Regions from separate parts of the Homo sapiens genome. Here region 1 is linked to region 2. A link is a loop called in an ENCODE intact Hi-C map of the cell type or tissue named here. Cell type or tissue: heart right ventricle. All regions are shown on one strand. Each heading gives the region's core, and the rest is flanking DNA. Links, peaks and the distances in the headings are about the cores only. Region 1 has its middle 260 kb from the start of SS18. Region 2 has its middle 110 kb from the start of LINC01894.

What was found. Peaks named below come from ENCODE experiments on the same cell type or tissue, not always from the same donor. Only the 100,000 strongest peaks of a DNase experiment are listed, where the experiment ranks them.
Region 1: it touches region 2 in a loop (5-fold over the local background); 56 of 110 quality-filtered maps call a loop at or near these places.

Annotation. Positions count from the first base shown.
Region 1 is chr18:25,822,942-25,839,316 of GRCh38, forward strand. No RefSeq gene overlaps it. Among named protein-coding and RNA genes, the nearest start is that of SS18, 260 kb to the right of the region's middle. RefSeq lists enhancers at 4,656-5,157, 5,158-5,657. In heart right ventricle, for the core only: a CTCF peak has its summit at 9,268 (motif pointing left); DNase peaks (open chromatin) are centred at 8,050 and 9,280; H3K27ac peaks cover 585 bases.
Region 2 is chr18:24,871,596-24,887,970 of GRCh38, forward strand. No RefSeq gene overlaps it. Among named protein-coding and RNA genes, the nearest start is that of LINC01894, 110 kb to the right of the region's middle. In heart right ventricle, for the core only: a CTCF peak has its summit at 6,880 (motif pointing right); no DNase peak of the experiment used is centred there.

The DNA of each region.
Region 1 (16,375 bases), core at 3,912-11,911, 950 kb after region 2:
TATTGATTGATAGGATCCTATTTGCCAGGCAGTATCTTAAGCACTTTTTATCTATTAACTCTATTAATTTGCATAGTAATTCTTTTGATCAGATACTATTATCATCTCCATTTACAGACAAGAAAATTGAGACAAAGAGAAATTTAGGAACTTGTCCAGAGTTATCAGTTAGTAAATGCTATAGTCAGGATTCAGATTTTTAAATTCTGATGCCAGAGACCAATTCAATGAAAAAGAAAACAAATAGCTAACAAACTTAAGAAAAGCAGTTCAACATTAGGAACTATCAGAGAAATGCAAACACTAAAACACAATAAGATACTTTTACCTACCAGTCATTGTTTTTTTTTTAAGTGGATTTATAAGACTAACATTACCAAGAGTGTTGGGAAACGTTTTGTCATCAGTTATTGGGGGTGTCCCTTGGTATAGAATTTTTAGAGGGCAATTTAACAATATCCATCAAACTTAAAAAAAACTTATGCTTTGACTCAGAAACTTCATTTCTATCTCATAGAAATATTTGGACACGTGCCCAGAGATGTGCAAAGTGAAAAACTGAAAATAGCTTATATGTCCATCAATAAGGGGATGGTTAACAAAAATGATTATACATCCAATCATAAATTGTATGTAGTGTAGCAGTTAAAAAGAGTGAGTTATATCTATAGGAACTAAATGGAAAGACATCTAAGATACATCATTAAGTGTAAAAAGCAAGTCATAAGATATTATGTGTAATCTGATATCATATACAAACATGTCCACATTAATATTCATTTATTCACTCAACAACAACAAAATTAGCACCTACTACCTGCTAGGAACTGTTCTAGTCAGTAGAGATAGAGTAGTGGGCCAAGTAGACAAAGTCTCTCTTTCCTGGAGTTCACATTCTATTGGGCAGGCTGACAATAAACAAACAAGCAAACCAATAAAAGACCAAAATAATTTAAATGGTGTGTTAGTTTTGCATTATTGTCAGAACAAATTATTGCATACTTAGCAGCTTAAACAACACAAATTTATCTCCCAATTCTGTAGGTCAAACGTTCAATCCGAGTTTTGCCCAGAAAGGGCTGCATTCCCTGCAGGCTCTAGGGAAAGATGTGTTTCCTTGCTCTTTCAAGTTGTTGCAGAATTTGGTTCCTTGTGGTTATAGGACTGTGGTCCCTGTTTCCTTGCTGGCTGTCAGCCAAGAACCATTCCCAGTTTCTAGAGGCCACCTGCATCCTTTGGCCTGGTGTCCCCCTGCCTCCATCTTCAAAGCCAGCAGTGGCAAATCAAGTCCTTGTCATGCTCTGAATCTCTTGCCCTTCTCTCTGACTCAGCCAGGAAAGGTTCACCACTTCTAAGGCCTTGTGTGATTAGATTGGACCCACCAGGATAATCCAGGATTATCTCCCTTCCTTTGGGTTCATGCTTTTACTTGTATCACATTTGGTCCCCTTTGTCACAGAAGAGAACATATTCATCCACAGGTTTCAGGGATTAGGGCGTGGACATCTTTGTAGAGAAGGGAGCTTTATTCTGCCTACTACTGATGGTAATAAATGCCAGGAGGAAAACCAAAATAGTGAAAGGCAAAAGGTGATAATGAGGGCAGCTCATTTACATTGTGTCATCAGAGAGGCCCTCCCTGAGGAAGTAAAATGGGTGACCAGCAAGTGACCACTGGGACAGAGCAATCCAGGCATGTATTTAAATATACAGAAAAAGGCATGGAAAGCTACATATTAAACTATTCACATGCTGCCTCTGGAGAGAAGAACACAATTCAAGAGTGGGAAAAGATAAAAGCTTTATCCTATATCCTTCTATTTGTTTGGAAGTTTTACTTGTGTAATTTTTTAAATTATGCTTATAAAGAGTTAGAAAAAGAAAAGGGAAATATACTTTGGGGTTAAAGCAAAGAAAGTTTAAGATTTAGGTACTAGTGAAAGTTAATATATTCTAAATTCTGACACACACAGTAAGAAAATAAAAATAAAACGTTGTCTTGGATTCTACAAAAGAATCTGTTCTAGAGGGCAGCAATAGATCGATACCCTCCTCTTCTGAGTCTTTAAGGAGAATACACTTGCCAATTAGACATTTTTACACGTCAGCAACCTTGGAAACTTCTCCTGGCTATAACCTCTTTATTTTGCTTCGAACTCCTAACTTGGTACTCATTTGCTGAGCTCTTACCCTGGATAGCTCACATTGTTTCATGTGGTTTTCCAAGGAGGACACTAAAAGCTTCTCTGAGAATGCAGGCAGGCAAAAGAAAAGTTATTTGAATGGGCTCTGCAGTGTAGCAATCTGTCACAGCAAAGGGGTGAGTCTTGCCGGAATGCATTTCTGCTACTCAAGACACAAACAAGGGAGAGATCACAGAAGGATACACGGAAGTGCCTGTCGGGGAGCTGAAGCGAGTGGCTTCAGGGAGACAAGACAGAAGACCAAAGGGCTCTCCCAGGACACAGGAAAGCAAAACTTTGAGCAATTTAGTATCAAGACTCCGGGATACAACTGCAGCAAATAGGCTTTGTGTGTTTGTGTGAGAGAGAGTGTGTGTGTGCGCACGTGTGTGTGCTCACCCATGCATGTGATACTCAAAATTACAACTCCTTCGGAGCAAAGATATGACACTAAAAGCAGTGAGAAGCAAACAATAGCTACGGCTATAAATTAAGGAGTTCCTATTTCTGTACTAATCACATAGATTTGTTTTTGCAGACAGCCTGCCTATCAAAGATAGGGATTCTCTGAGTAACATGTTTGCAACAGTCTAGTAAATTTTTCTATTTGAATGTCTCTTCATCACCTAAAGAGTGACAAATCCAAAACCGAACACATCATTGTCTGCTCACAAATATTTTCTCCTCCCAGCCATTCTTCCTGCCTGAGATAGTGACACCCTCTTTTTCTCCATCACTCAGGCTTGAGAACTTGGAGTCATTCTTACCTCATCCTTCACCTTCAACTAGTCATCCCCCTCCAATCCTTTTTGGAAGTAGGTAAAACGTAAATCACATACAAATAAAAACAGTATTTAATCAGCATATAGTCTATGTAAACCTCTCCATCTTTGTTCCCACTTTCACCCCTGGTCAAGGATCTTATCCCAGAAGTATTTATCTGAAGTATTTCCTCAGGAGGCCCCTCCACCCACTGCCTGTCATTTCAGTCCAAACCTTCCATATCTCACTAGCTGGTGAACACAAACACAGCCACATTATCATCCCGTGAGCAAATAGTGTTTCCGAGGGCCTTTTAGGTTTGTCTGAGGTTCAAAGGCAGGAAGTCGAAGTCTCCCAAAGCCCCCCTTCCTCACTTTCTGAGGCCTTGGCTGGCTTAAATATGCCCACACATGGCCCCCAGCCTTCACTCCTGGCCCTACACAGCCCAGGGGCCTGGCAGCTCCTTCCTCTCAAGAGTGAACTACAAAAGCCTGGGTGCAACACCTAGAGGTCCAGAGACTCTGTGAACACAGGGAGGCAGATCTGGCAGAACCTCCTTCCTCCGTGGGTTTCTTCCATGTGGGAGTCCTGAGGCCCTCATCCTTAGCCTGGCTGGCATGTCTAGTTTCCTCTCACTGCCTTTCCTTTCCAAGAGGTGGCAAAGCAGGACTGAGAGCTGACCAGCTGTCCTCTGCAGCTCAGAGACAAAATGAAGTGTGAAACCAAACAAAACCACACTCATCCACAGCAGAGCAAGAGCAACTCAGGCTTGTGTTGTCTGTGTCCATGCAGCAAGCCCAGACTTTTGCTCCCAGCCCTAACAGAGAGAAAAGGAAAGAAGTGGGGGTGGGAGGGGGTGGGATCAGCAGTGCCCAGATGCACAGTTCTGTCTACACACAAAAAATCATATTCCCAAATGAAGCTTTACCTCTTCATTTGTTTCTTCTTGCAACAAGTGTTTTTTGAGCACCTACTATGTGCCAAGCATGGGACAGACTGACAGAAGCCTGCTGGAGCAGAAGCTCTGGTGTGGAAAATAGACAGTTTTTAAAAATCAAGAAAAATAAGCAAGGTTGTTTCAGGTAGTGATGAGTCAGAGAGGAAATGAAGCAAGGTGCTGGGATGGAGAGCGCAGGGCCTGCTTAGGTAAGGCAGTCCTGAAGGCCCGTCTCAGTGGTGACATTGGGGCTGAGCATCAGCTGAACGGAGAAGAGGCTGCCCAGACTGTGCTCCAAGTCAGTGGCAAGCTGACAGTTTTCCCCAATAAAATTGGGTGGACACATAGCCTCGCATTTGTATTAGTTTGCTAGGGACGCCATAACAAAGTAATACTAATAGTTGCTTAAAAGACACAAATGTGTTTTCGCCCAGTTTTGGAGGCCAGAAATCCAAAATCAAGGTGTCAGTAGGGCCCTGCTCTCTCTGAAGACACTGGGGAAGGATCTGCTCTCGCCTCTCTTCCAGCTCTGACAGTTTCTTGGCTTAGAACAACATAACTCCAGTGTCCACATGGCATTCTCCCTGTGTGCATGTCTGTGTCCCAATTTCCCCCGTTTATAAGGACACCAGTCATATTGGATTAGGGGCCACCCTGTTGTAGTATGACTCACCTGAACTAACTGTATCTGCAACAACTCGATTTCCAAATAAGGTCACATTCTGCAGTACAGGGGAGGGAGAAGTGTGGATTTCAACAAATAAATCTCAGGGGATGCAATTCAACCCCTAACAACATTTCTGTAATAAAGGGGTCCATCCAGGATGGGTGGAGGACCAGCTTTACCCACAATGATCCAACCTGCTCGTTCAGAGAAGGCTGAGCTTTCCACTCTGTCTCCCCCACATCACAGAGCACAGCACATAATAAATGAATGAATACTTGTTGATGGTTGATTAATGATACATTTTACTCTAAAATTTAAAAAGCTTGTGTTATCATGTTGAGATAGTTTGGGATTTGTTTGTGTGCCAGCAACAGTTCCCGTGCTTAGTAGCTAGGAAAGGTTTAAATCATTTTTGGGTCTGATATGATTAGTTAACTGTTCCCAGAGACCATGTGGAAAAAAATAGCTGGCATCCAACGCTGACCCAGCCCCCTTTGTCTCCCTCCTGGGTCCCAGAGGCAGCAGAGCTGATGAGCTCAGACGAGGTTGGCAGAGGTCACATTTGTTGAAGATCCGCGAAGAGATACCGGTGAAAGTGCGGCAGCAGAATGCAGCCATCCAGGCCTCCAGGCAGCTCAGCCCCCTCGCCCAGCCTGGGGACACACAGCTGCCCGCTCCAACCTCAGAGGGGCAAATTCCCCGACATCAGAGAAGCCGCCCTGGGCCACTAAACGGAAACCTGGCTAGCGAGGAAGCAGCTGGTCTTGGCAAACAAAAAATAATGCCCCAGGCAAAAACAAAGTAAAAGGGAGCCTGGAAAAGCTTCATTCTGAGGAGCCACTCCCTCCCTAACCCAATTTTTAAATCCAATATAAAATTCTAAGGCTATTCAGAAAACACCGTGGCAAATTCCTTCAGTCTAAATTCTCTGTGATGAGAAATTCCTAGAAGGCTTTTCCTTTCCTTTCAAAACACTGGACAATTTTCTCCAACAGTATATCTCACATTGTGGCCAGCCATCTTGTTATCTGTTACTCTTTTTGAATGTAACACAGAGAACCACAAGATCTTGTGGAATTTCATTTCTGTGTTACATAGCATTGCATTTTGAAGTAGTGTTTATTGTTTTCCTTTTATTTTTATCTCATGAAATAAACTATTCATGACAAGCTACTTTTCATTGTTAAAATTATATTTATGTATGCACATATAAATATAGCAATCTCTTATGAAATATATGTTTAATTGATTTATTAGTTTCCCACTGTGCTTAAGAACTCATGAACCTGAAATTAGCTGTGCATAATGGTTCTTCTGATAAGAACAGCGACTCTGCAGATACAAATGAAACAAAGCAAGGTGAAATTTTCAGAGAAAGATCTAGTCAAGCTGTTTAGAGGTCTAAAGCACACATTTTGTCATTCTTACTGATGACAATAATAATAGCTGAAATTGATTATTGAGTACATACTATGTGATAGGCAGTGTGCTATGCCTTTTGTACCTACCTTAATTTAAATCCTTTCAACTCCATTGACAATGATTGCTTAGAATCACTATGTGATTTAACCATCATCACAGCTAGTAATTGGGAAGAGTTGGGATTCAGACCCTAGCTCATCTAACTCTAAACCCCAGGCTTAGTTCAATATACTACATGGATTAAAATAGGGACAAACACCATTAAAACATTAATCAAAGCTTGAAAGCTATAGGCAAATATCACTGGTATATTCTTTTAGAAAGTTGATTTATAACAATAACGCTGTAAAAAAAAGATAGGCAAATTCCAAAGGGTAAACTGAGGCATGTGGCTTTTTAGAACTTACTTTGAAATACAACTGTGGATATATGAAATATCATTTTCACTCTTTTGAAGGTAAGTTCTGGAAGCACTGGAGACTTATAATGATAAAAATTACATGATAACCTTTTATGCAACAGGCTTATTGAACACAACATTAGGTGAGTGATGCTATTCTAACAAGAACTAGTCATGCTGGGCTAAATTTTCCAAGAATGCAATTTAAGCCCACAGTAAGGTGTATTATAAAATGAATGGGATACCGTGGTTCAAACACAGCCCTCCGAATGGTCCATCTGTGGACCTTATCTCACCAATTCTCATTAAACAGTGATTTCATTTCTCTCCATCATCACAAGCTCCACTCCTGGGCAGTGTTCAGCTGCCTGGCTGGTCTCACGACACATGCAAATATGAATTAAAGGCGACCGCACCACAAGACTGAGGAGAGTTCAGTAATACCCTTCCCAGTGTGAAGCACAGGGCCCCAGCCATCACAGATGGGAAAAAGAAATTGGTGGTCCCAGCAGGCCCTCTTTTTATTACCCCCTGAGGCCTCATTTGGAGCATGACTGTCACACACATGCACATGCGCACACACACACACGCACATATACACATGTACATACACATATCTAAACCACTCTACCTCCTCTTTCCATCCCAAGCACCTGTAAGGTTAAAGATGTGTTTGGACTCTACAAAAATAAAATCCCAAACCTTTACAGATACCTTGTCACAGACTCTCACTGCTCCTCGGTGATACTTGTAAAAGGAGTTATGTTTTCCTTATTATCTATATGGGGAAAGTGGAGTGTGAAATGTAAACATCTGTTTAGAGCTAGAAGGAGAGTCAAAGCCAGAATACGGGAGTGGAATTCTTCTGTCCTCTGACCTCCTACAACATGGAGTTTTTGTAACTTTCCTACAGCCCTCATTCTTTATCACAACATGATAAAGTTTCTTGTACATTCGTCTTTTCTCCCTTATGGTACAATAAGCCCTTCAGGGTGGAGAACTATTTCTGGTTCTCACCATATCTAGCAAGGTGCTCTCCAAGATTAACTGTGCAAACTCCACATACGTTTATGGATTGTAACAAGAGGGCAAACAAGATACTAACAGTTCTTGTTAGCTGGATGGAGTGGGGGAGCACTGGCAATTGTGGCAATGGTTGAGCATTAATGGGTTTCCTTTACGATATACACATTTTCCACCAAATCTTCTCACTGCTGGTCACCATGAACGGAAGACAGAAAGCACATGAGTGAAAGAGAGAAAATATACACCATGGTGATTTCTAAAGCAGCTAGTGAAGGCTGAAGTAAGGGTGAGTGTGCAAGATAGCCATTGGAAGTACTCACCCATTCAGTTCTGGGTGCCCTGTAGCCCTACCAACCAATTACAAAATATATATATTTTATATATATATTTTTTAATATATTATATATTTTATATATATTATATATTTTATATTTTATATATTTTTATATATATTATATATATATTCAGCTTGAAGGAAATCTCCTGCAAGTCACGTGTCTACTGGCTGAGATTAGTCTGACTGTGGCCCAGACAGAGGTCCAAACCAGTCCTGAACTACACAAGGCACAGCCTAGGGCTACCCATGCTTCTCATTCTGTTAAAGACCTGGACTGCAAGTCTCAAAGGCCAGCCATGTAGTGAGTCATCTGCACTTTCCAGCCCAGCCAAGCCTTGGATGGCCAGAGCCTGAGCCAAGATTACAGGCAGCAAAACTGCCCAGAGCTCTAACAATCCACAGAATCCTAATAATAAAGTGGTAGTTGTTTTTAAGACACTAACTTATGGCGTGCTTTGTTATATAGCAATAGGTAATGAGAATAGGTCATGGATTATTTGTTACATAGAATAGATAATGAGACTGATGCCTAAATAAAACAAGATTTGGGGAGGAGGACAGGGTGTTATGGGGAGGGGTGAGTGTATTTTGCACGTGGAGGGACATGAATTATTGGCAGCAGGGTGCAAACTAAGGTAATCACTCTTCAAAGATGCCCCCGCCCCCCGCAGTGAATCACGCCTCCTGTCATTCATGAGTAATATATAGTCCCTTTCCACAGAGAACGTGCGATCCAGAGAATGTGACAGAATCACTTGGAATGGCTTCCAAAGTTATGTCATAAGCAACCTTGAAGATTTTGTTCTGGGGGAAGCTGTCTAGTGTGTCACAGTCCAACTACCCTGTGACAACATGCTAAGGACAGACCCATGGAAAGAGAAAAATGTCTGGTCTGCCCTCCTCCAAGCCAGCCTTCAGCTGCAGTGCCAAACATGGGGGTGAAGAAGCCACTTGAGTCTCCTGCCTTCAACTGATTCCAGCCTCAGCTGTGTCTAACTTCAATCACATGAGACACTCCTGGCAAGAATCTTTCAGCTGAGTCCAGTCAATCCACAGAATTTGGAGAGATGATATTAAGTTGTTTTTAAGCCAATAAGTTTTGGGTTTGTTTACTACGCAGCAAAAGGTATTTGTTCAAAATATTAGGTATGTACAATGTGAATATCTCAAACCTTCTGGTTCTTTTGCATGCAAATATTTTCTGCTTTCAGCAAATGCAAAATTTGGTATGTCCTCTATATGATCAAAATGTCAACAGATCATTCCTATCCAGGTTCAGAGACCAAAAAAAAAAAAAAGTAAAGAGAAATCATTAGGCCTTGGACTTCAAGTGCCCACTTACAAGAAATTTCCCCTAGAAACCTTCTGGACTATAAACCCAGCAAATTAAAGAAGTCCCTAAATTATGTAAAAGACTATGCTGTATTGGAAAGTTGAACCAAAGGAGCAGCTGTGGAAGAACAGTTGCTAGGTTGTGTAAGGAAAAATAGTGGGCTCGGGAGCCATAGCCAGCAGTGCAGGGAATGGGGTCATGCGCCCCCATGTGGCAGCAGAACTGCCTCCCCAGCCAGGCCTTGGTTCTGTCCAGATTGCTGTCTATCTGTCTGTTACTCAGATGCAGATGCCCTCTCTCGTGGCACCCACTTATCCCCAATTTTCTCAGACATTTCTGATCTCAGACATGCACATCCATCCTAGAATTTCTTACCATATGAGATATCATTCTGTAGCTTTGTATGGAGGCATTGTGTAGGCTCTGAAGAGAGATTGACCTGATTTTGAAACCCTGCTCTGTCCCTTACTAGCTGTGAGACATGGGTAAGTTATTTCACCTCTCTGAGCCTCAGTTTCCCCATTGATAAAATGAGGATAATAATGGTGCCTATATGATGGGAATACTGAGACTATTTCATGCACAAAGAGCCTCAAATATTGAACACACTCAATGCTATGGTCTGAATGCTGGTGGTCCCCAAAATTCATATGTTGAAACCTACTCTCCAATGTGGTAGTATTAAAGGAGGGGACCGTTGGGACGTGATTAGGTCATGCTGGTTCCACTCTCATGAATGGGATTAGTGCTTCGATGCGACAGGCCTGAGGGACACAGAAAGGTAAATATCGCACATCTTCACTCATATGTGGAAGGTAAATAAGTTGATTCACAGTAGAGAGTAGAATAGTGGTTACTAGAGGCTGGGAAGGGTAGGGGAAGGCAGGGATAGGGAGAAGTTGGGTAATGGATACAAAATTACAGCTAGATAGAAGGAATGAGTTCTAGCATTCTATAGCACTGTAGGGTGACTATAGTTAACAACAATTTACTCTATATTTTCAAATAGCTGGAAGAGAGAATTTTGAATCTCCCCAGTAAGAAGAAATGATACTATTTTAGGTGATGGATAAGCTTATTACCCTAATTTGATCACTATGCAGTGCATACAAGTATTGAAATATCACACTGTAACCAATATATTTGTATAATTATGTGTCAACCAAAAATTTTTAACTGTGAAAAAAAAGAGGCCTGAGGGAGCTTGTTGGCCCCTTTCCCCATGTGAGGATACAGCTAGAATCATCATCTGTGAGAAGTGGGCCCTCACCAGACACGGAATGTACCAGCGCCTTGATCTTGGACTTCCCAGCTTCCAGAACTGTGAGCAATAAATTTCTGTTGTTTATAAATTACCCAAGCTAAGCCATTTTGTTATCGCAGTCCAAATAACCTAAGACAATTAGGTATTATCTTATTCTTTAGAAATAATGTATATTTTCCTCTCTCTTCCTCCTCCTAGGAGTTGCACATACTAAACAAATATTGCTGGAAGACACCGAGGCCCCTTTCAGCCTAATTCCCCACAGGATTGTTAGCCTGTGCCTTGGGAAGATGTAATTATTTTGCAGATAATTCATCCCAAGGGCAGAACCACTAAAGACATCTTCCCCGCCTCACCCCACCCCAGCCCTCCCTCAGCGTCCTGAGAGGTAGTGAGAAGCCAGAGAGCAAGGGAACAAGAAGCGAGCTCCTGAGCATAGTGAACCAAGGAGGAGATGAAGGACACAGGAAAGGCCCCCAGGAGGGATGGGGGAGAAGGGGATGGGAAGAAGGGAGGAGGAAGTCCCTCTGCCTATGGTGAGGGTGCTGGACCAGGGCCCACACTTCTGAGATAAACAGTGGGAGGCTTAGGCGTGGAACAGAACAGAAAAACCACTCACTTCTCAAGCCCTCCTTGAGGGCTCCACAATGGTTTGGAATACATTACTTAAATCTCAAACACAAGACATCTTGGGTCTTAGAGTGGGCGCTTGGCTAGCTAACAGCAAGACCTCTGCAGCCTGGGATATTGGGCTACAGCACAAGGGCATACTGTTATGTTTTCCACACCGTGTAAGTACAAATCAGAAAAAGTCATTTCCAGACCATACATCCTAATTTGCAAGGGTGAGCAGAAATATGCTTTGTGACCTTTTTTGCCCCAGTGAAGTCAAGCGTCTCCGATGAACATCCTTCTATAGCCTCGTGGTGCCTGGCTAAAGCAGGCGGCACTGCCCCAGGCCAGCCATGCTTGGGGAACCACCCCTGAACGCCCTGGGAACTCTGCAGAAGCTGTTGGGCAAAAGCTCCCACCTGGTTGTCACCCTTTGCTGGTCACTGCTGCCTTGCATACGTTCTATGGCTTTGCTCTGCTCCCCCGGGACCTGCAGATTTCTGGTTTACACCCAGATTGGCTGGATGTATTCAGCCTTTTTCTAGGCAATTTTCTCCTGCCTGTGCCATGACAATACCCATTCTCCTTTGCCTCCCTAAGCAGCTAGACCCTCACTAGCAAAAAAAGCATAGGGAAAAGCTGTTACACTGAAGTTCCTCCCATTGGGACAGTGATTTGGAATCGCCAAGGATTTTCACATTTTCTTTCATTTGATTCTCTCAACAGGTGTTGTTAGCTTTTTTTTTTTAGATGAGGAAACTAAGGCAAAGAAAGGTCGAATGACTTGTCCAAGGACATTCATATTGTCCAAGGTCATAGCCGGCAAGTAGCAGAGTAGGACTCAGGCTATAACTGCTGGAGACCAATGTCTAGATGAGCCACAAACTCCCTCACCCTCCTTTCCACTGGTGCTGCCACTGCCGAGGTTCAGTACATCCTCCTGTCTTGCCAGGGCAATCAATCAGCATGGTGTCCTCACCGTCTCCTGCAGTATCCCCTGACAATTGCCTGCCAGGACATTCTCCAATTACAGTTATATTATTTCTTTACTTAAAAACTTAGAAGCAGTGACACAGCAGCAACAATCACACCCAGTGACCAGATATTGGTTTTTAAATACCATTCTTCAATATATGCAACCAAGCCTCTCTGGAGAAATGGCTGATTCCAGGGCTGAGACAGGGAAGATACAACATACACAATATGAGCCTGGAGCATCTTGCAATGCCAGAAGGTAAGGAAGTGCACAAAACACACTCAGAGACACCACAGCCACAATGACAAGGGCAGGTCAAAATGACACAGGAGACAACCTCAAAGAATTCCCAATGGCCAGAGCAAGAATGATTGAAGAAACAAAATAATTAACACTAGCATTGGTTATAACCCAAAGGATATCCAAAGAATTAAATGAGTATCTGTGAGTCCATACTGATATAAATAAATGACTGAATAAATAAATAAGTGAAGAAGAAAGGACAAATATTCCTTACAGAAGAATTCCAAATAATAAATGTAAAAGGAATAATAAAGAGGAAAATCACTATTAGGACACCACAGTAATGATTGCTTCAGGCAAGATTCACTGATGAATACTAAAATTAGGAGGTGAAATATTAAGAAGAAACAAGATATCTGCATAGCCTCAAATTATCTCCTCTATAATATTTATTAATTACTGTGGTTGTTTTAACATATGTCCACCAATTATTTGATACTCCTCTCTCCAGGAAGTGGAGCTTAACACCCCTCCCTTTGAGTGTGGGCTGAATTTAGTGACTTCTAAAAAACAGAGTAAGAAAAGGGAAAAAGAATATCATCGTAGCCGGGTGTGTTGTCTCACACCTGTAATCCCAGCACTTTGGGGGGCCAAGATAGGCAAATCCTTGAGTCCAGGAGTTCGTGACCAGCCTGGACAACATGGCGAAATTCTGTCTCTACAAAATATAGCAAAAATTAGCTGGGCATGGTGGTGCACACCTGTAGTGCCAGTTACTCAGGAGGCTGAGGGAAGAGGATCACTTGAGCTCCGGAGGTCGAGGCTGCAGTGAGCCATGATTGGTCCACTATGCTCCAGCCTGTGTGACAGAGTGAGACCCCCATCTCTCTCTCTCTCTCTCTCTCTCTCTCTCTCACACACACACACACACACACACACACAAACCAGAGTAACATTGTGGTAGAGAAATTTGACAGACATCACCTTAACCAGTGGTCATGGTTCATGTCTCCAGTAATAAGTTGTGTTAATTTCACGTATCCCCTGATACCATGCACTGACAGGGCAATTCACCTCTGTGGCATTCTTCCCCCAAATCCATAAGCCTGGGCTAATCATGACACAATATCAGATGAACCCAAATTGAGGGACATGTTACAAATACCTGACCCAGACTCCTCAAGAGTGTCAAAGTCATGGATAAGAAAAGATTGAGGAATGGCCACAGATTGGAGAAGAGTAAGGAGATGGGACAGTTAATGCAATGTGAGATTCTGAATTTGATCCTGTAACAGGAAAAGGGCATTCTTGGGGAAACTGACAAAATGTGAATAAAATCTTTAGTTTAAAAACAAACAGGGCCAGGCCCGGTGGCTCACGCCTATAATCCCAGCACTTTGGGAGGGCGAGGCGGGCAGATGACGAGGTCAGGAGATCAAGACCAACCTGGCTAACACATATTTAAAAACCAATATCTGGTCACTGGGTTTACTTGTTCCTAACCCCATCTCTACTAGAAATACAAAAAAATTAGCTGGGCGTGGTGGCACGCCTGTAGTCCCAGCTACTTGGGAGGCTGAGGCAGAAGAATTGCTTGAACCTAGGGGGCAGAGGTTGCAGTGAGCCAGGATCACCCCACAGCACTCCAGCCTGGGCAACAGAGCAAGCTCCATCTCAAAAAAAAAAAAAAAAACAACTTCCAATGTCTAAACAACAAAGTACAGACTCCTGAGTAGGGCACACAAGACCCTTCTGAGTGTGACCCGAAACCCCCTCAGCCCCTCTTACCACCTCCTGCATTGTGCTTTCCTCCCCAGCCATTCCACACCAAAGGAGGGCCAGGAAACCCCCATCGATCATATCATCTTGTCTCTTACTCTTTCCATATCTCATCCCTCCCACTGGCATGGCTTCTGCCCTCTTCTCCACATGCCTACTCACTTGTTTACCTGATCATTATCTTTATAAGGCTCAGTCTGAGAATTGCTTCCTCAATGAATATTACTTTGACCATCCTCATATCCCAGTGGCCAGTCTTCCTCCCTTCCTGTCTCCCTCTCTTTCATTGACATGGGGAATCTCATACCTACTTTCATCAGCATCTATAACATTTTAGTGCATTTCTGTAAGTGACTGTCTTCCTTGTCTAGGTAATAAAATTCTTGAGGAAAGTTGATCTCATTCATCTTTTATAGCTTCAGAATTTAGCACACTGAATGAATTAATGAATGAACAAATGAATGAATAATGAATGAACAAATAATGAGCAAACTCACACTAGGAATTTATTGGCTAGAAATTCATAGATGTGTAAATTCATCTCAGCTCTGTAGACATGTTTGAAGAAAACTTTTGCTCAAAAAATTTCAAAATGCTTTGTGGGAACACATGCATCAATTCTATAAACACACCTTGAGCTCAGCAGAAATACTGACAAAGAGCCAAGCCTGCCTCAAAGAAGCAAGCCTCACAGAGGGCCGAGGCCCTGGAGCTCACCTCTGGACACTTCATTCCCTGTACTCAGCCAGCTCAATTAAAATAGCTTTGCACAGAGCTGCACTGGGCCTGCTTTAAATGCACAGCATTGGCCAGCCACAGTGGCTCATGTCTGTAATCCCAGTGTTTTGAGAGGCTGAAGCAGGAGGATCACTAGGCACCAGGAGTTCAAGACCAGCCTAGGATATAGAAAGACCCCATTTCAACGAAAAAAATAAAAATTAGCCAGGCATGGTGGTGCATGCCTGTATTTCTAGCTACTCAGGAGACTGAAATGGGAAGATCACTTGAGCCCAGGAATTCAAGGTTACGGTGAGCTAAGATTGTGCCACTGACCTCCAGCCTGGGCAGCAGAGCAAGCCTTGTCTCAATAAATAAATGAATGAATACATAAATAAAATGCACAGGCTTTATGTCAGTCAGATCTCTACGTTGAAGTAATAGACCTTTAAAAACTCTCCCAAGTCAACCGAGTTGCTTCCTACTGTGGTTGCAGAATCAAAACTCCTTTTCCATGGCATCTTTCAACAAACATATATGAATTTTGAGTTCACTGCCATTTATCTGGGCATCTTTAGGAATTCTTCTATATTCCTTCTTACAATGTGAGCATTTGAGTAAGTATATAACCACACCTCTTATAGTAGGAATTTGCACTCTCATTTGAATGTTGAGGCAGCTGGCTTTCTGTGTTTTTGTTCACATGCTGCCTCAAAAATAAAACAGCCGTTAGAACATGTGGAAAAGGCAAAAGTAAAATAAAATAACAGCAGAAGCCATGCTTCTCAAGGTGTGTTAAGGACACAAGAATAGTGTCTAAAGTTGAGCAAGAGTTCTCCAAGCATGAAGATCATTAAGTTTGGATTGGTCTGGAAAGAAGATAGAATTCATTGATCTGACCATTATCAATAAATGTATCCATTAAGCACCTACTGCTTAATGTATGTATGTAATACATACATACAAAGCACTGTGCTAAAATTGTGTCAGGTGCACAAAGGCTTAACATTACTGTTTATACCATGACAGGAAGAGCAGTCTAGGGAAGGAGAATAGTAAATGCATTTGAAAAGATGACTAACATGACAAAAAATATGGTTGAAGTTCAGCTTCAAAGATCCCTGTCTCTCCTTCCCAGGGGATGCTGGACAATAAGGTTTTGTCTTAGGGCATCATCTTGACAATAGAGATAATAGCCTCTACAGCAGTCTCTGCATATGACCAGGGCTCAGAAATGATCCTATGTCCCCCAGTCTCAGTTTATCCATCAAGGAAAACTGGCTTCCCACTTCCCATTGCTTCAGAAAAAGGGCACTTCTCTCTCATTGGCCAACACATTCCTAGAATATAGGCAGAGGATAAAATATCTAATTACCTTTTAACTCAACTATGTTAGCTAACTGCAGGGCAGGAGCACAATAAATCACAACACTGTCACAGTTGGGTTCATTCAGTTGGGTCCATCCAGTTAGCCAGTACAAAGTTATCTCTTCACTCATGAACTCTTTTGAACCAATACACAATCACCATCTGAATCTCCAATATTATGGCCTTCTGTCTTTTCAAAACAGAGGAAAAATGCACCTGAAATGGGAGTTTTTCACATACAAGCTTTTCTTTCCATCTCAGTCCCTGAGCTACAATAGCCACAAAGAGAATCTTAAGAAAAACACAAGTTTGATAAATGTGTTCTGAAGGAGTTCAGAGATGGGCAAGT
Region 2 (16,375 bases), core at 3,027-11,026:
TATTTGCAACTGAGAAAATTACCTGGTATCACATGCTTGTTATAATATTAACTAACTTCTCACCACCTCTCAGAAAATTTAATTAGCATTGACATGAATTGACAAGCTCTCGCCCTAAATCTGCTTCCATTAAAAAATAATTACATTTATTAGTGTTATTGAACACATAGTTTATCCAATACAATCCTTCTGACTTCCTGAAGCTTGTCGGGTACCTGAGCTACTGCAATGGCATGCCTACTCAGCTATCCGTTTCCAAATGTTTCCCATTGTAACCATTCACTACACTGCCTTTGGGGTATGCTTTCCTTCCAAAAGACGGATCCATTCATATCACCTCCTTGCTTCAGAACCTTCTGTGATTCCTGATGTCTAATAGAATAAAGCCTAGATGTGTTATCCTGGCATTCAAGACAATTCATGTTTTGATATCAACCTAACTTTCCTGTCTCAAGTTCTGCCAATCTCAGTGATGCACTCCTGTCACCACTAACTACTTACTGTCCTTTGAGCCCTTTACTGTTCTTGCCCCTCTAGCCACCCATGCTTGTTGACTTGCTTCTTTATGGGAAAGCCCTCTTGTCTCATTTTCTGCTGCTATGTGACCTTACACTTTAAGACCCAGCTAAATTGTTACATTTGGGACATTTTTTCTGACCCTCCCTCTCAAAAGTTAATTGGATATGACCTTAACATGGTGCACATATTTCTGTAGAAGCTCATGTACATATCTCTCTCGAAGCAGGTATTCCTTCTTTGTGTTGCAGTTATGCATTTGTGGACATCTCTCTCTCTCCTTAATTAGAATCACCTTATACATCTCAAGAATAGGGACAATGTTATTCATTTTTATATACTCAGAGCCTATCAGGTTCCTCAGGTTTTCTTCTATAAATAAACATTATATAGTCCAGCATCATTATCCTTACGTCACAAAAGAGGGATCCATGCTCAGAGAGGTTAGCGAACTTGGCTGAGGTCATACAAGTCCTGAACCCTTGGCCACACTTCACAGTGTCAACTGTTCACCATCATGTCTACAGATTTAAGGTTTTCTAGGAGTGCTCCTTTATCATCTGATTGACTTTTTTTCACATAGTACACAATTGTAGGCATTCTGTTAGTTTGTTAGGGCCACCATAACAAAGCACCATAGACAGGATGACTTAATTAAAAGGTATTTATTTCCTCACAGTTCTGGAGGCTGGAAGTCCAAGATCAAAGTGTCCGAAGGTTATTTTTTTTTTCTGAGGCCTCTCTCCTTGGCTTATAGATGTAGATGGTCATTTTCTCCCTGTTTCCCCACATGGTCTTCCTCTTGTGTGTGTCTATGTCCTAATCTCTTCTTTTTATAAGGACACCAGTCACACTGTATTTAGGTCCACCTTAACAACCTCATTTTAACTTAATTATCTCCTTAAAGACTCTGTCTCCAAATACAGTCACATTCTGAGGTACTGGAGATTCAAACTTCAACAGATAAATTTTGGGGGCACGCAATTCAGCCCATAACAGATACCTCATTTATGCCAGGCATCACGGTAAATGCTAAACTGAGCAATCTTTGAGGCTGACCCTACCGATGTTCATAAAGTTGGTAACAAATCACGTACTATCATTTTCATTGACCCTTAAGTATTTATGGTAGGGGAGGGGGCACAATAGAAACTGCAGATACAGTTTTCTTGGAAATTAATTAACTGGAAAAATGATTTTTTCATCTCATTTTCCCTTTGGCACTGTCAGAATCTCCAACCACCCTGGAGTCCTTTGCTCCAGAGAGAGGTCAGAGAAGGTGCCCTGTTCTAATTGTCAGAAACCCCATATTAGAATGTCTTGACTGACAACGCCACAAGTATGCTTACCACCTCAGTATTTATGATTTTCCTTGTAATTCTTGCTCTGACTGCAAATGGTTAATATTGTAAAATCACCAAAGTAAGGGAAACTGCTAAAATTTACAGAGCAAATTAGGAGTGCAGCATGAATTGGAAATCTCTTTCCCTAAGTGCCTGAGTTCTTTCCTTAATGCTGTGAATCATGGAATAAAGGACTTTAGGTAAAAGGCTGGAAAGTTTTCTCTTCCTATAGTCAAAGGGGCCAAGATTTCTCATGCCTTCTGAAGGCAACATATCCTGTAAATGATGACAATACTGGTCACAGCCTTAATGCCCACATAAAAGAGCAATTGTGAGAGAGTCACCTTCCTCCAGTCGTCTCTTTAAGTCCCTTGCGTGTCTCGATCACTTTTAAATCACCACACTCTTTCTTCTCTGCGGCAACGGTGAACCCAGAAGGCCCAAACATCTAAAACATCTTCTCCCCAGGGCTTCTTCTAACTCAATAAGAAAGTTTAAAACTCCTGACAAAGTCTCCTGTCTTTTTCTCCCTTCATGTTCCCTCCAGCGTCTTCCGTTTCTATTTCCCTCTGTGATGTGAAGTATTACAGATTCAGAAATACAATGTTTTGTGAATACTGGAGAACTCAAAGACCAAAGAGGCAATGAGCAAACACACAACACACTATCTGAGACAATAAAGCACTAGACAAGGTTTAGAGGTGTGACCTTGCACAGCTGGGCTCAGGGTGCAAAAATCAGGCATAGGAAAGTTTTACCAGGGGGATCCAGGCATAAATAAGTGTCTTAGTCTATTTTGTGCTGATATTACAGAATACCTGAGAGTGGGTAATGTATAATGAACAGAAATTTATTTCGCTCATGGTTCTGGTGGCTGGAAAGTCCTAGATTGAGGGATTGCATCTGGTGGGGGCCTTCTTGATGCATCATAACATGGTGGAAAGCATCACATGGGCAAGAGAGAGGGGTCCAAACTTGCTTTTATAACACACCTACTCTTACAATAAGGAAGGCAGAGCCCTCAAGACCAAATTCCGTTTTAAAGGTTTTACCTTGCAACATTGTTGCATTGAGGATTAAGTTTCCAGCACAGAACTTTGAGGAGTACATACAAACCATAGCAATAAGTAAGACCTATAGTGTTTTAGAAATGTCCAGCCAATACCTGCATGCTTTACGACTGTCTCCATAGCTTTATTTTCCTTGGACTTTTTCATATACTTACAACTTATATGGAAACCTTCCGTTGCTTAATAAATGTCTCTACTTTATAAAACACTGTATTTCTGAGCCAGCTTTGTCATTTTTAGTTGTTTCGAGAAGTCCTTGACTATCCTTTCCTTTATTCTGCTTTCTCTATTAGTGGGACTACATTTCTTCCCTTCTTGTGGGAATGTCATAATTAGTTACTGGGCCTTCTAGTATCAGGTTAAGAGAAGATAGGGGGAGGGGATAACAATAGAGTTGGTAAACCCAGTGAGGGCTACTGGCAGGAGACTAACCTTCACAGAGTGAGATATATGTGTTTGCTTGTGGATTTTACTATTGAGTTGGTGCAAAAGTAATCAATGGTTTTTGCCATTGAAAGTAATGGCAGAAACCACAATTTTTTTGCACCAACCTAATATTTTGAAAAGTAATCTGGGACTACCAATATGAAACAAGTTTTGTATGAAGGAAACCACAACCCAGTGTTCAGAATCCTCCTAATTTCTTTATCTCCCTTCTTTTCCTGCGTACGAAGCTTTCCACCTCCCTCCACTCAGCTTGAGAAATGTCTGAAGTGGGAATAACTGGAAAGGACCACCTGTGGGAATTTAAAGGATCCAAGAGAAGGCTTAAGCCTTGTCTACTGCCATGTAGGTCAGAGGCAGGAGCAGCTTCAGGAAAGGGCATGGGGATAAGGGGGCAACAGGAGAAACAAAGGGACTGTCTTTGTTGTGCTTTCCTGCCTGGAACGTGTCCACATAGGAATTTCCAGAGAGTCTGGGCCCAGGGCTCCTGCCTGGTACAAAGCGATAGGCTGGCTTGACCAGAGGGAGAACCGCCCACATTTTTACATTTCCTTCCCTGCTCTTCCTCTCCTATCTGGTATGGTATAAATGGAAATCTTGAGTCATAAACTTCTTGTGTCTTCTCTGTAGTTCTGATCCCAGCTGGCTGCAAACCAGATGTTTGATCTTAAATAGGTAGTTTTTACCTCTCAGGGCTCCAGTTTCCTCATTTGTGAAATTGAGCTAACAATACTTACTTTGCAGGTTTGTCGTGAGGATTAAATTGAAAAGCCACAGGAAAGAACCTAAAAGCTTGTCTGGTATGCAGTAGGCACTCACTGTGTGTCTATTGTTGAGGGCAGAGATGGTTTTCCTCTCAATCCCTCCAGGCCACAGCATGTCAGACAGTTCCCTGTACAAAGCAGGTGCTGGACAAATGTTAAATAAAGTAGGTCATAAAGCTGTGCCTTTGAGGAACCATGGAGCTCCACATGTGGGTTTCTCTGTTCCCTGATGCTCTCTCTGCCCGACCCCACACACACCCTTCCCTCAGGCCACTGGGGAACAACAACTTTGAACTTAGCTGTGGTTTCATTACTCTATGCTTCTTCTATGAAGCTATGCTGAAATGCACATCTCCTTCTTTACTCAGTTCCACACACACCCTTTTAAATTCAGCTTGAATGTCCCTTCTTCTGGGAAGCTTTCCCTGACTCCTGCCACCCATTCAGGGTGTCCCTTTTCTGTGCTGCCACAGCACAAATGACACTTCACTGTCCTGGTCAAGGGAATTGTCTTTTTGCCCCATCGGCCCAAGGGCACTCCTTGTGCTCTGCTGAATGAACATCCCCAGGGCTAGAGCCAGGGCCGAAAACAGAGAGAGAACCTTAAAAAGGACCTTTCGTGACCAAATGCAGGGCCAAACGAATGAACGTGACAATGTGGCTCTTTAATAGTGATGGAGTTTGAGTCATAAGCTGAATCACATTTCAGCAGATTGGGCCATCAACACAGCCCAGTGGCCCTGGAGGACAAGAAGTCTGTGGCCACAGGAAGGTGGAGAAGTTTCTGAAAATGCATTCCTCCTCTCCTCACAAACACACACTATGCCAGAGTTATGCAGAAAAAGGAAATGTTCAACATGTTGCAAATGGAAGAAACTAGAGGAAACGATGTTCTCCATTCCACCCAATACTACCTCCCTTAGTACTATTTGTGGGAATAATGGATGTGGCACTGTCAGAGCCAGATGGATGCGTCCCTAAAGGACGTGCAAGCTTGGCTGTGGGTCCGCAAATCCCTCACTGTTGAGAACTACCCAGGGCATACGTTGCTTTGAGGAATCACTGCAAATGGAATGTTATGGACTATTACGATAATCAATTAATAATCAATTAGTTTAGTAATCTTCTCTTGTAGAAAACCTGCTTAAACAATGATGAATCATGCAAACTCACTCAGGGCTGAAAGATGATAGAGTGGAGGAAAAAGTAGCTTTGCGGTTTACACACACACACACACACACACACACACACACACACACACAAAGAAAGAAAGAAAGAAGGAAAGAAAAAAAAAACTTAGAAAACAAATCCCCAAGCTTGACTGTCTCTGGAAAATGAATTCCACAGGCACTGACTCCAAGATGTTTTATCGAATGTGCTTTAGACTTGTAGGTGATGCATTGTCCCTCAGAGTCATTAAAAGAAACCCAGATAGCTGTAACGCAGCTTAGCTTCCAAGAAGTGCAGACTGTCCACACTTGTACTTCCGCACAATATATGGTTATTGTTAGATGTGAACATCCCCACATGCTGCCTGGATGGGGGTCTCTTTGTCTTTTATTCAGATGTGGGATAAGGATGCTTTCAGCACAGCAAGATGACAGCCATGCCTCCCCACTCAGAGCAGCCTCACAGTCCAAGCACAAGACAGAAACGAAAAGTTCCTTTGTTTGTAAGGCAATGCCCATCTTTTGTCATTCAGGCCCCCAAAGCTAAGGTATGTGCGGATCATTTTAGAATAATTTCAGTACTTTCTAAAAGACACAATCTCTACTAATTTTTTGGTCAGGAATGATGTTAGGAAAGCTTTATAATCTATTGTTGTGGGCAGTATACACTGAAGGCATTTAGGGCTGTGCTAAGAAAAAAAAACGTGGGTTTGTATTTCACTGGAAACAGAATGGTCATTATCCAGAATCCAGATGACGGCTCCCTTTGTGACACTGCTTTGGGTGGGGGGCGGGGGTGGGGGGTCCAACAAAAACCCTGCCCTTTCTACAAAAGACACTGGCCGAGAAATCCTCAAGGGAATGCTACACTGACTTCTCAGACTTTGGGGAGGCAGCCTCAGGCATTTTGTGTTCAGGATGCTGAACCTCAGAGCAGGATCTCACTTCATTTTTTTGGCAGAGAGGGCAGGGAATGTTGATGACTGAAGATTTGCCCGAACGGAAGCCAACAGGGTGGCAAAGTTTATTGATCCCACTGCAACCCTGGCCCCCAGGGAGTGCCTGATTACATCTTAATGTTTTTCTAATGTATCTCAGCATCACAGCAGTAGACATTTCTTTGCAGAGAAACCGTGCAAGACGTTGTACATCCTGGGCGGGGAGGGTAATTCCTGTCCCCTGGAACCTCAGCTTCTTCTAGAGCATCTAAAGAGGAAGCCAATATTTTAAGACTCAGAGATACTTTTGAGTAGAACATTTTTATTTTCCATGCTTCCCTTTTCTCCTAACTGACCTGTCTATCCTCTGTGGTGTGTGGGCGTGGGTGATTGTGTACTAAAATGATGATGTGAGTGGTCTTTTCCATTCCTGTTATGAACAATTGTGGAGTAAATAATTTTCACCTCCTGCTCCCAAGAATTGTGTTTTCTCATTTGCAACATACTGATTAAAATGGTTGAACTGAATACATTTTTATATAAATGCACATTTTAAGGATTTATTTTAAGCCTGAGATTATCATTATTTTCTTTCATCACTCATTTCTGGTGACACTTAAACCAACAACTCTATGGAAGGGACCAGCAGATGTCACTGTAGTTCTGTTCATTCATCTCTTCTCTTGACGGGATTCAAGTTCTATCCTTTTGGGCACAGCCGATCACATTTCTTATTTAATCAAAGCATAATGCATCATAACATTTGTAATTTTGTGTTGTTATTGTTCGTTCATTGTGTGTGGAATCGGATACATATCTTTGCAAACAGAGATACAAACTATAAAGTAGCCCAGATACCCCCAGTGAGGTGTAGAAATCAAAGGCCCTGCTGGGGAGCCATGATAAGGCGTAGGGACAAAAGAGCAGTGAGGGGCATGTGCACAGTGACCCCCATTCCGATGGACAGCCTCAGGACTGAAGAAGGACACATTCTGTCCATTCTTATGAAGGGCTTTCAGGGAGAGGCAGCTGGGTGCCAATGCTGGGTACAAGGGAAGATCTCATGTCCAGGGATGGCGGAGACCTGCTCATTAGCAGGGAGGAGAACAAGAATTGGAAACCTGGTGATTCTTAAGGGATGAAGTTTCTGGGGTCCAGTGTTCTCTTCTCTGAATTTAAAAAATCACTGCAGAGTCGTGTGTAAAGAAAGATTCATGTGTTAATTTCGAGTCTTGGTTCAGTGGAAGGTACGGTATAGTGTCTGGGAAAGTCAGTGTTTGAGGAAGAGAGGCTGAGCACAAAATGAAGAAAGCAAGACTATCTGCTTGACTTTGCCTTCCACATAACAGAAAGAAAGTCAATGTTGAGTTAAAAAATCAGAAAGGGCTTTGTTTGGAAAGTAATCACATCTCTTCTGCTAAAGAGAAAACTCTTTTTTTTGGCCCTTACTTTTAGTAACTTTATGTATAACAGGTGAAGAACATGGATGAACCATGATATGTTACTTATTCACAGAGGCTGGCCTTATGCCAAGATCACTTAGGAATAAGTCAATGGAATCCTAGAGCCTGTGACAGGAGCTGTGCTAATGGGATGAGCCCTCTTAACAGAAGTCATCATACCCCCCTATTGCCAAATCATTCAGCTCCCCCATTAGCAAAAGCTGGGCTTTTATGAACTGATGTCCTTTCTAGATGGACACATTTGATGGAAGGTGTGTGTCTTGGATGAGGTCTTCCTGCTCACCCCATCAATCAGCATCTCCCACACATATATGCAGCTGCTGAGGAAGGGGTTGGATTATCCAATAATATAGCCAGTCCTAGTTCTACCTTACATGTTGCTATTTTGATTTAATTTTTCCAAGAAGTTTGAGCCAAAGTCATCTTTTGAAAACCAGATTCTCTGCTAGGCATTTTTCTTTCCCTTCCTCTCCTCCTCCTCCATCTTTGTAGTACTAGCCTGCAAAATGACTTCCAATGAATGATTTCTCATGCCTTTGTGTCATCTCCTTCTACACTGCATCAGGCTTGGTCTGTATTACCAGTGAAATATGGTGGAAACAATGGTGTAAATTTCTAAAGCTAGATCATAAAGGACATCATAGCTTCCACTTTTCTTCCTCTCGGTTCACTCATTCTGCGGGAAGTCAGCTGCCATGACATAAAGACACCCCAGCAGCATATGGAGAGGTCCATGTGAGAGGAACTGATGCCTCCTGCCAACAGCTATCACCGACTTTTCAGCCATGTGAATGAGCCATCTTGAAAGTGGTCCTTCAGCCCCAGTCAAGCCTTCAGATGACCATAGTTCCATCTGACATCTTGACTGCAACTTCATGAGAGACTCTGAGCTAAAACCATCCAGTTGAGCTGTTCCCAAGTCCCTGACCCCCTGAAACTGTGAGAGATTATAAAGATGTTTTTCTTGTTTTAGAGATCCAGGACTAGGGTGAAGTAAGCCAGGTACCTAGGGTACAAATTTAAGGAATCAATCATTCTCAAGGTGATGGACATGCAGGGTCACTAGCCTCACCTGTGTTTTAAGTCATTAAGTAATTTGTACTAAGCTATAGATAAGTGATACAGTCGGTCTTCTTCTCCTCTTCCTCCTCCTTCTTCTTCTTTCTTTGCCCCTTTGTTGTATTGCATTCATCTAGGCTCATTCTGACCTCCTAGAGTTTTGTCAATTATTTCTCTTCAGGCTTCCTGCTACCAGAAGCTGTGCTGTAACTAACCTCCTAGAGATACCTCATTTGATTTAGGGTCCAATAGTGTAGTCTTTTATGTTAACCAATTAATTTAGAAAACAAAAGAGCCACAACCATCATGCAGTCTCTACGTTTCTAGTATTGATACATACTAATGGCATCTTTATCAGGTGTTATCATATCAAGAAGATATTAATGCCTCTCTCCTACCACAAGTCGTGATAGTAGAGAACATTTTTCATGATGTGAAACAATGGGTTTGTGGTTTAGAACACAGCCTGGAGTCACTGGGGGGATGAAGTAATAGCTAAAGTTAATGTAGGTCAATAAGAACCAGAGGCTTTTCAGTAAAGACAGGGTGGCCAAAGACAAAGACTTTCATGAGAGGATCAAGGACAAACATCTAATTCAAAACCATAGAGCAGCTAATGTCAAATGCTTGCTCAAACTTTAGTTGAGCAGAGATTGATAGATGCTACTGCAAGACTAACATTTTCTGATCACTTCCAGAATGTGTCTACATACTCAACGATAATAAAATACACATTTTCAGCCCACTTTTTTTTTTCTGATTCCAAAAGATTCATGTGACTATAGAGCTGTAAATGAAAGCGGGCCATTTATTTTATTCTTTTGCCTTTTGGCAAGTTTGAAGTTCTTTCTACGCTTTTGTTAAAGATCATACTTCCAGCAAATCCAATGCAGTTCGGGAGCCCTTCTAGGTTCACCTACTCTACCAAGGTGGTAAGGAATCATCAACATCTTATTCAGTTGAATGATTACTCACACAATGTACCCTGGAAAAGTGTTTTTAACAAAGATATGCTCAGATGTGCTGAGAGTTGATGAAAATAAAATGAAGGGGACCAGCGTGCTCTTATTCCGCTTGAAAGATTTAGTACCACTGGTGTATTATTAAATCTGAAGACAAAGCAAACTCCTAGCAAACACTGAAAGGAACCAGTATTTAAGTATAATAATAAGTAATAATAATAGTAACAAGAAGAAGGAGAACAAGGTGAGTAAAGAACAATAGCACCAGCCACATCTATTGAGCATCAACCATCCAGGCACTGTCTTGTGTGCTTTGTATGGCTTTACCTATATAATGGTCACAACAACCCAGTGAAAGACCCCACTGCTACGTACCCTGAGAGAGGACACTGAGACACACACAGAAATAAGGTAATCAGAGATCAGACCTGCCAATAAGAGGTAGATTCAGGAAGGACTGTGATGTTTGAGGCTACCAATGAGACAGTTATTTTCTTTAGATGTTTTGTTATTTTCTCTTGATTCTATTGTTGAAGTTCTTGAATATAATCCCTTCTAAAGTGATGCCTTACTCAGCACTACTCAATGGCTGGCAGCAGCCATAACCATAAAGGCCAGAGTTGGGGAATTACAGAAGAACCCTTGATCAGGATGGGCAGAAGAAAGACAGCCCACCACAGAGATTCATTGGCAATAGCCTCAAGCAACATGCAACAGATAGCTTAGAGAACTTGATAATTAGCAGCGACAAAAAGATTGATTTGTCATCAGAGACTGATTTGTGAGGAAAGGACACAGTCAATGTTCTTTTTGACACCCATAGCTAAAGCCACCAGTCAAAGAGAGTCTTTGCATATGACAAAGAACATGGGGAAAAGGTCATCCTTTTAGTTTCTTCATGTATTTTAATAACAAATTCAGCATCAGCACCCCCACCACTAGAGTGTAAGCTCTTTGAAAGGCTGAACCATTTGATCTTCAGCACCAAACATAATATCTAGCACCCAATAGCCATTTAAATATATTGGCTTGATATTTGAGTGGGAAAAATAATAATATACTCACAGCCAATGAACCACAACTAACCCAAGATGGCCTATGGCCTCTAGGCTTTGGCACCAGAAAGGCCTCGGTTGAAATCTAGACTCTGCCACTTCCTGGATGTGCAACTGGAGAAATGACTGAACCATTCTAGACCTCAATTTTCTTACTTATTAAAAAAGGGGGTAATTGCAGTATATATTTCATGGACATATTTTGAAGGTGCAATTATGAAGAAATGATTGAGAACATGGACTTTGGAACAGACTGCATGGAATTGAATTCTTGCTCTGTCTCTTAATCAGACATATATAGGCCCAGGCAAATTATTTAACATTGCCATGGCTCAGTTTCCTTCTCTGTAAAACAGTGAAAATTATAATACCTACCTCATGGTTGTTGTGTTTGTTTTGGAGAAGCAATACCTCATGGGGTTTACGAGGAGTAAGCTAATGAATACAAAATGCATAGAAATATGTCTGGCACATAGTAAGTTCTATGTAAGTGTTCACTATGATAGTTAAGTCACAGGATGCTTTTAAAGCTCATGGCACAGTGCCCTGCACGCTGTAAATGCTCAATAAATTGTTGTAACTGCATATTTTACTCATAATAATTAACATTAGCTGAAAGGAGGGGGTTGTCTAATGTGAAACGAGAATGAATTGCAAATTGCTATACTGTTGCAACTTTAATAAAACTATTATCTATTTCCTGGGAGTGACACTGTAAATTAAACTATTCGCTCATCAAGTGGCTGTTTCCTGGGATTTTTCAAGTTTCTTTTAACATCCACCATTTCTTCTGGCTAATGTCACATGTTGACTTGTTAGAGATGATCATTTTAGTGATGATCAGTGTTGAACCTTAGACGCAGCACAAATACCCTCTATATTTTATGGGTCATATCTCTGAGACTTTAGCAATACTTATCTGGGGGACTCTTCCTTAAAGGCATACATTCTTATTTTATTGTGCCCATTTTTCTCAAAAGCAATTTTAGACTGCAAAGCCAATGCATGCAGAGGTATTGCAGAATTAGAGTGGTATGGCACATTTGGACCCTGCAGAGAAGCCTGTAGGACCAGAACTTTGTCTCTTCTTTTATAGGAAGAAGCAGTTTACCAGGTTCTTATTCTTATTCTCAATGGACCAGCTGGGCCAGGGCCGGTTTTCAATGCAGACTCTCTCTTTTGCTCTTGCTGTGTATCGGAAGGATTCCCCCCTGGTTGCTTGTCAGGTGCAGGCTCTTGGCAACCTGGAGCCAAGCTCAGTGGAAGCGCATGTTTCCAGCCACGGCATCGCCATTGACAGGAAGGGCTGGCATGTATCACTTTTCAGCATCCAACCAGGTGATTGCTTCCCCAAAGGTGGGAACAGGTGCTTCTCCAATCTCTCAACTGTGCCTCGTTTCCTCCAGTCAGGCTGTTTGGTGGGCTGCCCTTTAGTAAAATCCACTTAGATGGCACCTGGCCGGCATTTTATTTCACCTATGTGAGCTGGTCTTTGCATTGTAGAATATGTCACCAATCACGCCACTTTCTTGGAATAAACAAACAAACGTTTCACTTAAACTAGCCCATGTTATAGAAAGTCCATCATCATTAGAGGATTTTTTGTAAAAAAAAAAAAAAAAAAAAAGAATCGTGCTCAAAAATGCAATTTCTTTGGGGAGGGGAAGTATTTTAAAAGTCATTGCCAGCCATGGAGAACTTAATGTGAATTAACTATCAGGGTTAAGAGTGTGGGCTCTGGAGCCAGACCATCAAGATGTGGCCCTTCCTACCTATGTATTTGTTGAAGAAATGCCCAAGGGGACACCTGCTTCAGGAAGAACAGTGGGCTCTTGTTCAGCTTCCATTATTCTGCAGATACTCAGAAGCCAAATTTCCCCAGGATCATAAAACAGCACTGCCTTCATCCTGACTGCAGTCTGTACTGGCTTCTTGAATGAGGGGTCATCGAACAAGAGGGACGCACATGGGCCTTGCTCAAGGGGTAGTCAGAAGGGTTTACTTGATAAGCTCACCCTCTAGAAATCCAAACAGGGAGAGGCTAAGATCCTTAGCCTATAAGAGTTTTAGGAGAGAGAATGTGAGCGTTAACATTCTCTCCTTAAACAGGAGACTTTTATAATGGCCCCACAGGGTGACTGTTTGATTTGCCTGTTTGTTTCTGCTGGGTGGTTTGGAGAAGAGCTTTTCAAATGTAGGGGCCTTGTGCTGGTTTTTAGGGTTTGTAAGGCAGAGGGCTCCTGGGAAGACTGTGTTCCACTCTGCCATCCAGCTCTCGTGGAGGATAGCCCCAGGGACAGAGCACGGAGGCAACAGTCAAGCAAAGAGGAAGGTTGGTGTAGAGACAGGAGAAGGCTTAAGTTCCACAGCAAGAAAGGTGAGTTCAAGCTGGACCCCATAGCATAGGTTGGCACCCTGATTGTCACTTGCTTCTTCCTTTAGCTCCATGTTAGCGTTCAATTTGCCTAAGGATCAATCATTCTTAGCTGCCCAAGAGAGGAACTCATTGTTTCTTCAAGGAAATTCAGTAGACATAAAGAATATATATCTCTATGCACATACACATATGCACACATATATACACACATACATATATATATATATGAATACACATATTTATTTATAAAAAATACGTGTCATTGACAGAAGCCCTTTTATTTCCCAGGAAAATTGTATTTTAAAAGATTATTAGGTAATAAGAAGCCAGACTCATGGGTCTGGCTCTAGCTTGAGACATTTCAGGCATTAAAGCCTTAAGGAGGAACTATTTTATTTGCAGAGAAATTGCAAAAGAAGAGGGAAAAATATGAGTCTGTTTGGATGAATCCATTCTCTAGGAAGATAAAACGCAGACCAATACAAAGCTGTTGTGTTGAGCTGATCCCCTCTGCCAATTGATGTACATTGTTGTGGCCTTCCTAAGACCCTTCAAACAGCACCACAGAGGCTGCTGTCTCTTTTATCTGAAAGGCCAGCCTTGTGTGCAGCCGGCTGACCATGAAAAACTAAACATCCTTGACAGACAGTAAATTCCATTAAGGCAGGAACTATACCCATCCTTGAGCATAAATTCCAAATGTTTAGTTCAGAGCTCTGTGCCTCATGGTCACTTAATAAATATTTGCTGAGTTGTTGACATACTACTAGGAAGAGATGTGTCCATGAAAATAAGCATGCACAGCATTTATCTATGTAACCTTGGGCCCATTCATGAGCTTTTTGGATTACTGTTTCCTCATCTGTAAATAATATGGTGCTTAACATTTATTAGGTTCCAAACCTGTGCGAGGCATTGAGCTAAGCATTTTATAGTCATGATCTCATTGAATCCTTAAAACATACCTATAGAGTATAAACTATTATTATTTTACAGATGAGAAGACTCCAGCATAAAGAAACTCCAGGTCATTGAGTGGGTAATTAGTAGAGTGATGAGATGAAGGCAGGAGTCTGGCTCATGAGTTCATGATTTACCTGATACACTGCAACAGGGATAGCAAGGCCTCCTGTAACTAATTTTTTTATGTACCCAGTCAACATATTTCTGGGAAGTGCCTTCTTGGCTCCAGGGTTCCCCAGAGGCGTGAGGTGAATTCAGCAAGAGAAGGAGGGCAAAGGTTCTTGGGTTAGGAATGCTCTTGGCTGCAAGTAACAGAACATCTAACTGACTATGCCTAGCGGGCAGTAGGCTTTCCAGAAATGGTGGTCCTGCTGCTGCATCTTTGGGCATTAACCACCCTGAGAATCTTTGGCTGTCTGAACTGCACTTTCTTAGGCCTTTTCAGGGGCGGCAGCAATAGTGGTGAAAAGCAAGAAGTATGAGTCTCCTAGCTTTGGCGTGTGCTTTGAATCCTTGCTGAATCCACCAAGGCTGACCAGGTAAAGTCTTTTCTTCCCTCCCACCCTCATGAGAAATGCCTCCCTGTGGGTGGAAAACACAGACATCCTCTGAATGGTGAAGTCAGAGGAGCCCTGGCTCTTCTAATAATAACTTTTCATTTCCTGAAATGCCTGCAGCCCATTTCTGTGAAACCAGGCCAGGAGTAACTAACTAGAAGAGCAATGATTTGAGATTTTTTAAATTACTATTGGTGAAACCTCCTGATGGTTCCCTTCATTATTTAAAATTAATTTTTTTCAGGTTACCATGCAAAATAGGGACTGTGGTGATTGAATATTTGGCTGCTTGTAAGGACCTATGTTTTTCACTATTGCCTCTATTGTGTTCTATTGGGCTATATTCTGAAAGGAGGTTAAAATATCTCTGCTAGCCACCCCTTATACCCCATTTTTATGGCCAGTGATAATGTTCTCATTGAAGCCTCCATCACCCCATGGGCATCACAATAGCCTCCCACCTTATCTCTCCCCCTTTAATCTATTCTGCTCCCTACCACCGAATTAGTCTTTCTAAAATGCTGCTTTCCTTATGTCATTGCTTTGCTTATAAAACTTTGTGGCTCCTCTCTTCTTGATGAATAAACCCTAGACTGTTCAGCCAGGCATTCTGATCCTCCACTCTCAGTCCCTTCTTTCCCCCTCATTCCCCAGTGAGAGCTCATTCCTCCCACTAAGCAGATCCTCTGCCCTGAATACACCGTGCGTAGTTCTATTTTTGCTCCTCTGCACATCTCTTCACTTGGAGTTCTTTTCCCTTCCTCTCCCGCTCTCCTATTCAACCTATGGTTGAAAACTCTCTTCAACAGTGTAGAACTGTAGACTACTCTGGCCAGTCTTGATCTTCTTCAGCAATCTCTCTTTCTTACTCACAGATATTCTATAGTCCTTCTTGTCCTGGGACATTTTCATGGCCAGTGATGATTTAACATATGCTGAATGAACTTATTACTTGTATCTCCTGGACTACACTATATAATTTTCCCTGTTTCTTGGCCCCAGATTAATTGATGATGCTTGTCATAGTATTGTGAGTAACTACAGAGATAGTTTTTGAGTTAGACACACGATGGCAGACATTATTAATTGCCTATTCAGTCCCCTTCCTTACTGATGGAGTCTGACTTTATTCAGTGTAGCAGCATGCCCCACCTGGGTGGTTTAATCTCAAGCAAAAGCTAATTGCAATACTCATAAGTATTTCCTAGCTTCTTTTGCAGCTAGGAGTGGCCACACAACGTTGTAATGGTAAGTATGCTAAAGGTCTCTGGGAAGGGCTTTGTTTCCTGATAAAGGGCACAGTGTTTGAGGAGAATGTTATTGATGCTGAATATTTCACTCTACCTGCTTTGGTTGTGATTTGGATGTTTGGGGCCTATGCTAATCATTTTGCAACTATGAGGCAATGAGGCTGAGAATGAAAATTCAACACACTGCTCATGGTAAACAGAGAAACAGGAAAAACCTAGGTGCTCAGAGTCTTTGTTGAACCACTATGTCAACATGCAACCACCTCTCAATTTCCTGCATGTGAGATAATTAAGTGTCTTTAATACTTAAGCCATTGTTAGATAGATATTCTATTACTTGCAGCTGAAAGCATTCCTAACTTGTACTACCAACTTAATATTTCTAGAGCCTTGAAGAATGCATGAACATTATAAATCTAATCAAATGCTTTGAACCCACACAGGA